Regions from separate parts of the Homo sapiens genome. Here region 2 is linked to region 1. The links are chromatin loops, found by intact Hi-C in ENCODE. Cell type or tissue: heart right ventricle. All regions are shown on one strand. Links, peaks and the distances in the headings refer to the core of each region. The heading gives the core; the rest is flanking DNA. Region 1 has its middle 1.9 kb from the start of KRT222. Region 2 has its middle 23 kb from the start of CCR7.

The links. Peaks named below come from ENCODE experiments on the same cell type or tissue, not always from the same donor. Only the 100,000 strongest peaks of a DNase experiment are listed, where the experiment ranks them.
Region 2: it touches region 1 in a loop (12-fold over the local background); 1 of 110 quality-filtered maps calls a loop at or near these places.

What each region holds. Positions count from the first base shown.
Region 1 is chr17:40,665,574-40,668,486 of GRCh38, forward strand. No RefSeq gene overlaps it. Among named protein-coding and RNA genes, the nearest start is that of KRT222, 1.9 kb to the left of the region's middle. In heart right ventricle, for the core only: no CTCF peak of the experiment used is centred there; no DNase peak of the experiment used is centred there; H3K27me3 peaks cover 2,420 bases.
Region 2 is chr17:40,587,514-40,590,426 of GRCh38, forward strand. No RefSeq gene overlaps it. Among named protein-coding and RNA genes, the nearest start is that of CCR7, 23 kb to the left of the region's middle. RefSeq lists an enhancer at 1,109-2,308. In heart right ventricle, for the core only: no CTCF peak of the experiment used is centred there; no DNase peak of the experiment used is centred there; H3K27ac peaks cover 613 bases.

The sequences.
Region 1 (2,913 bases), core at 96-2,595:
ATTAGCTGGGCGTGGTGGTGGGTGCCTGTAATCCCAGCTACTCGGGAGGCTGAGGCAGGAGAATTGCTTGAACCCAGGAGGTGGAGGTTGCAGTGAGCCGAGATTGAGCCACTGCACTCCAGCCTGGGTGACAGAGTGAGACTCCATCTCCAAAAAAAAAAAAAAAAAAAAAAAAGAAAATTATATTTAGTTTTCTCAAAATGTTGCAGATAAGTGCTGGTAGACTATGAGAGTTGTGAGTTAACATTTCCAAAGTTTTAACAAGGATGAAGAAATAGACCTTTTGGTGTATTCACCAAAAGAACCCTTGAGTCCTTTGGAGGGTGTAGTCAGTGTACCATTCCATCCAATCGTTGCAATCACTTGAGCCCTTCGGAGGGTGTATTTGGCGTATCATTCCATCCAATCCTTGCAATCCCTGACATTTTCTAACCTGTAAAGATGAAAAGACTGAGGCCAGAGAGGTTGAGGCATCTTGCCCAAGGTTGCTCAGTGATGTATGACATCACTGGGACTGGCTCTTTGACAACTTGCTTGTGTTCCATGTATTACCCCTGCATATCTGCCTCTGCGTTCTCTCTCTCCCCTTCTAAATTCCTGGTTTAATCTTGCCAGCTGGTTGCTAGATGTGACAGAAATATGTCGTGAGAGTGGATCTATCATTATTGTTATTTGTGGAGTGGCTTTGGCTGAATTGTATCTGGAGCACAGTTCAGGAGATAATCAGACCTGGGTTCTAGCCCTTACAGGGCCTTTGCATGCATGTCCTGCTCTTTTAATTTCTGAATTAACTCACATCTGGCCAGGCCAGTCTATGCTGGGCATTCTCACAGCCCTCTCCAAACAAAGCTGTCCTACCCACAGCTCCTGGTGAGAGGAGAGGTTCCAGGTTATTTCTGACCCACCCCTCCCTACCTCCTGCACCTTCCCCATCAGTCACAACTTGATTATCTATAGATTGGTCAGAGACCTTTGGAGTAGGCTGAGACAGAAAGCTCTGACTAAAGAGAGTCATTAATGATTATCTAGGCCAAACTGATTCTCTTTCTTGGTAACTGGGACTGAGAAATATGAAGAGAATTAGGCTTGGGAGTGGAGGAGAGAGAAGAAAGCAATGAATTAAATTCCTAAATTAAATTCAGGGAGCAATGAATTAAATGCTTCCTGCTACTTTAGGTAGCTCCTGCTAATATCCGCCTGAAACACAGAGAGCTGAACTAGATTCCCTGGAGGGTCAGTCCTGGCAATCTGCATTTTAAATAGGTCTGCCAGCATTTCTTATGCACCCTAAATAAAGCAGCACTGTCCAGTGGAAATATAACACAAACCACAAATGCAAACCACAGATGTCCTTCCAAACTTTCTAGTAGCCATATCAAAAGATTGAAACAAAAAGAAGTGAAATTAATTTTACGACTATATTTTATTTAACTTGATATATCCAAAATGCAGCAACCCATATAAAATGTTAATGAGATCTTTTACATTATTCTTGATACTGTCTTTGAAATCCAAGTGTATTTTATACTTACATCGCATCTCAGCTTGGAACAGCCACATTTAAAGTGCTCAATAGCTGGGCACAGTGGCTCACCCCTGTAATCCCAGCACTTTGGGAGGCTGAGGCGGGAGGATGGCTTGAGCTCAGGAGTTCAAGACAAGCCTGGGCAACATAGAGAGACCCAGACTCTACAAAAAAAAAAAATTAAAAAATTAGCCAGGAGTAGTGGTGCAAGCCTGTAGTCCCACCTACTTGGGAGGCTGAGGTGGGAGGATCACTTGAGCCTGGGAAGATTGAGGCTGCAGTAAGCCAGATCACACCACTGCACTCCAGCCTGGGCAACAGAATGGGACCCTGTGTCAATAATTTGAGACATAATAATAAATATTTATTTATTGAGACAGACAGAGGGGATAGGATTTAGAAAGGTATTTTACAGGCATGTGAGTAATGCAGTAAACTATTTCTAGATCTCAAATTTTATTTTTCAAGGAAAAAATATTATTACTTTCCTTTACAAAAATACTACCCTTTATTTAAATAAAACAGTAACAATACCTCATTAAAGGCTATGGCATATATAAAATTGTGGGGTCCCTACAATTCTTGGTGCATGGACTGAGATTATGATGGAGATTGTCATAAATCCATTATAGTTATTAGAAAAGTAAATAATTTAAAAATGTTGACTTTATTAAAAGGAGAAAGCTTGTTATAACACATCTCACAAATGCCAAAATACTGTGTTTGGGGACCCTGGCTCCAGGGACATTCGTGTGTCTGTGTGTCTGCACACTGAAATCACTTCTGGAACTTTAAAAAATGGTGATGACTGTGTCCTCCTCCCAGAAAATCTGATTTAATTGGCTCAGGACGGGGCCTGGGCATCAGAATTTTTGAAAACTTCCCAGGAGTCTAATATGTAGCAAAGTTTGAGAGCCATTCTGATAAATGTAAGTTTTCTTCCACTCATTTATCCCTCTCTCTTCAGCCAGAGGAAACGAGTTGTTGGTACAATCATCTGAAGTTAAGATTCCTGCAGTTAAATATTGGCAAGTAGTTCATGCTGCAGCTATCACAACTCTGGGTGCATAGGCTCAGGCAGACCTTATTGCTTTATTTTTCTTTTTTCATGTTAATCTTTATTTTGAGTTCCTATTCTATGGAGGATGTGTGTTAAATCTCATCATCTCAGTCTCTCGCCTTTTCTCCAAAGCATTGCATCTAAGTTTTAGGGGAGCTTATATAGTTGTGACCTGGGGCGGGGAGCATATTGTCCTTAGTGTCATCTGTCCAAGCTGTGTTCACTGAGACAGTCATTATTCTTCCCATCTGTCCCATTATCGTTGGTTGGAGACATATAACTAAAAACAAAAATCTTCCCTCAACCCAGAAATCCTCTCCACAAAGGT
Region 2 (2,913 bases), core at 307-2,806, 78 kb before region 1:
ATGTCCTGTGTGATTTGTGCTTTAAAGAGATTCTGTTTTGATGTGTTTCCAGGATTTGTTTCAAGATGTAGAGCTTCTTTTAGCAGTTCTTGTAGTGGTGGCTTGGTAATGATGAATTCTCTTAGCATGTGTTTGTCTGACAACAACTGTATCTTTCCTTCATATATGATGCTGGGTTTTGCTGGATACAAAATTCTTGGCTGATAATTGTTTTGTTTGAGGAGGCTGAAGATAGAGTCCCAGTCCCTTCTAGCTTGTAGGATTTCTGCTGAGAAATCTGCTGTTAATCTGATAGGTTTGTTTTGTTTTGTTTTTTAATAGGTTACCTAGTGCTTCTGTCTCATAGCTCTTAAGATTCTTTCCTTTGTCTTCACTTTGGATAACCTGATGACAATGTGCCTAGGTGAAGATCTTTTTGTGATGAATTTCCCAGGTGTTCTTTGTGCTTCATGTATTTGTATGTCTAGGTCTCTAGAAGGCCAGGAAACTTTTCCTTGATTATTCCCCCAAAACATGTTTTCCAAGCTTTTAGAATTGCCTTCTTCCGCAGGAACACCGATTATTCTTAGGTTTGGTCATTTAACATAATCCCAAACTTCTTGGAGTCTTTATTCATATTTTCTTATTCTTTTTTTTTGTCTTTGTTGGATTGGGTTAATTTGAAGAACTCGTCTTCGAGCTCTGAATTTCTTTCTTCAACTTGTTCAATTCTATCGCTGAGACTTTCCAGAGCTTTTGCATTTCTAAAAGTATGTCCAAAGTTTCCTGAATTTTTGCTTGTTTTTTCTTTAAGGTGTCTATTTCCTCTAATATTTCTCCCTTCACTTCTTGTATCATTATTTGGATTTCCTTGCATTGGACTTCGCCTTTCTCTGGTCCCTTCCTGATTAGCTTAATGACTAACCTCCTGAATTCTTTTTCAGGCAAATCAGGGATTTCTTCTTGGCTTGGACCCATTGCTGGTGGACTAGTGTGATTTTTGGGGGGTGTCGATGAACCTTGTTTTGTCGCATTACTGGGGTTGGTTGTCTGGTTCCTTCTCATTTGGGTAGCCTCTATCAGAGGGAAGGTCTAGGGCTGTTGAAGGCTGTTGTTCAGATTTTTTTGTCCCACAGGGTGTTCCCTTGATGTAGTACTTTCCCCCTTTTCCTGTGGATGTGGCTTCCTGTAAGCCAAACTGCAGTGATTGTCTCTCTTCCGGGTCTAGCCACTCAGCAAGTCTACCTGGCTCTGGGCTGGTACTGGGGATTTCTGCACAGAGTCCTGTGATGTGAACTGTCTCTGGGTCTCTCAGCCGTGGATACCAGTACCTGTTCTGGTGGAGGTGGCAGGCTGTGCAATGGACTCCATGAGGGTTCTTAGCTTTGGTGGTTTAATGCTCTATTTTTGTGCTGGTTGGCCTCCTGCTAGGAGGTGGCACTTTCCAGAAAGCATCAACTGTAGTAGTGTGGAGAGGGACTGGCGGTAGGCGGGGCCCTATAACTTCCAAGATTATATGTCTTTTGTCTTCCATTAACTACCAGGGTGGACAGGGAAGAACCATTGGGTGGGGGAGAGGCTAGGCATGTCTGAGCTCAGACTCTCCTTGGGTGGGTCTTGCTGTGGCTGCTGTAGGGGATGAGGGTGACATTCCCAGGTCACTAGAGTTATGTACCTAGGAGGATTATGGCTGCCTCTGCTGAGTCATGCAGGTTGTCAGGGAAGTGGGGGAAAGCCAGCAGTCACAGGCCTCACCCAGGTCCCATGCAAACCCAAGTGCTCACTCCCACCGTGCCTCCCCCTACAGCACCGAGTCTGTTTCCAGGTGAAGGGCGAGATGGGCTTGAAAACTTGCCTGAGGCTTTTTACCTCCCAGAGTATTTGGGTTGTCTCCTGGGTCTTGCAGGAGCAGTCCGCTTCCTTCAGAGGGTTTGTGGGTCCTCTCAGGGTGGCTGGTTTGTTCTTGCAGTTGATCTGGAGCTAAAATTCACAATGCAAACCTCCACATGGCTGCTCTGTCCAGAGCTGCAATCTAGTCCTGCCTCCCATCCGCCATGATTCCCACTTGGATTGAAATTGTCCATTTTAAACATGATTAGAAAGCCCAGGTATCTTGATGCTCATTGATCCTGAGACCATCTGTTGCAGTGAAAACGTGTGTGGGGTTCCAGTCTTGGCTCTGCCAGCCAAATTTCCATGAGGCCCTTTTCTCCTGGTTCCTTATCTGGGGATTGAACCAGATGATCTTGTCTGTCCTCTCTGGTCTCACATTTGGGGATTCCATTGATCATCTCCTAGTGGGACTGTGGCCTCAGAGAAGCTTAGGTTATGCACATTTAGGAAATCCCAGTAGAGCTTTGGTCAGAAAGAAAAGATGGGTGAAAGGTGGAGTCCTGAAACCCTCCTGTTCCTCCCCATACAACTGTTTAAGGAGACCATATCTATTTCATCCTCCTCTTGTGCTTTTAATGGCATTCAAAGCCCTTCTCTATCTGGCCCAGTTGACATCACTGACCTCAATCTCTCTACTCCCCCACTGTAGCTACTTTGTGCTCCAGCCATTCCGAGTGACCTGTGGGTTCCCTAAAAGCATTGTGCACTTTCATTTTTCTGGGATTTTCCACATGCTCTTCTGTCAGGCTAAGGTGGCTCCAGCTCCTTCTCTCCCGTGTCACACTCTAACTCATTATTCAAGACCCAGCTCAAATACTCTCACCTCCTGAAGAATTCTTGAAGTCCCTGAACCCACAAATGCTGTTCACACTGCTAGGATAGCACCTCTTAGTCAAATTTGTATCATGGGCATGCATGCATTTTTCTCCCTCTATCAGCTTACCATTACGTGGCATCTTATTTATTTCTTACATATTTAACACAGTACCTGGCATATTCTTGGTGCTCAGCCAAAGAGTGCTAAGTTAAAATGAAGGATAT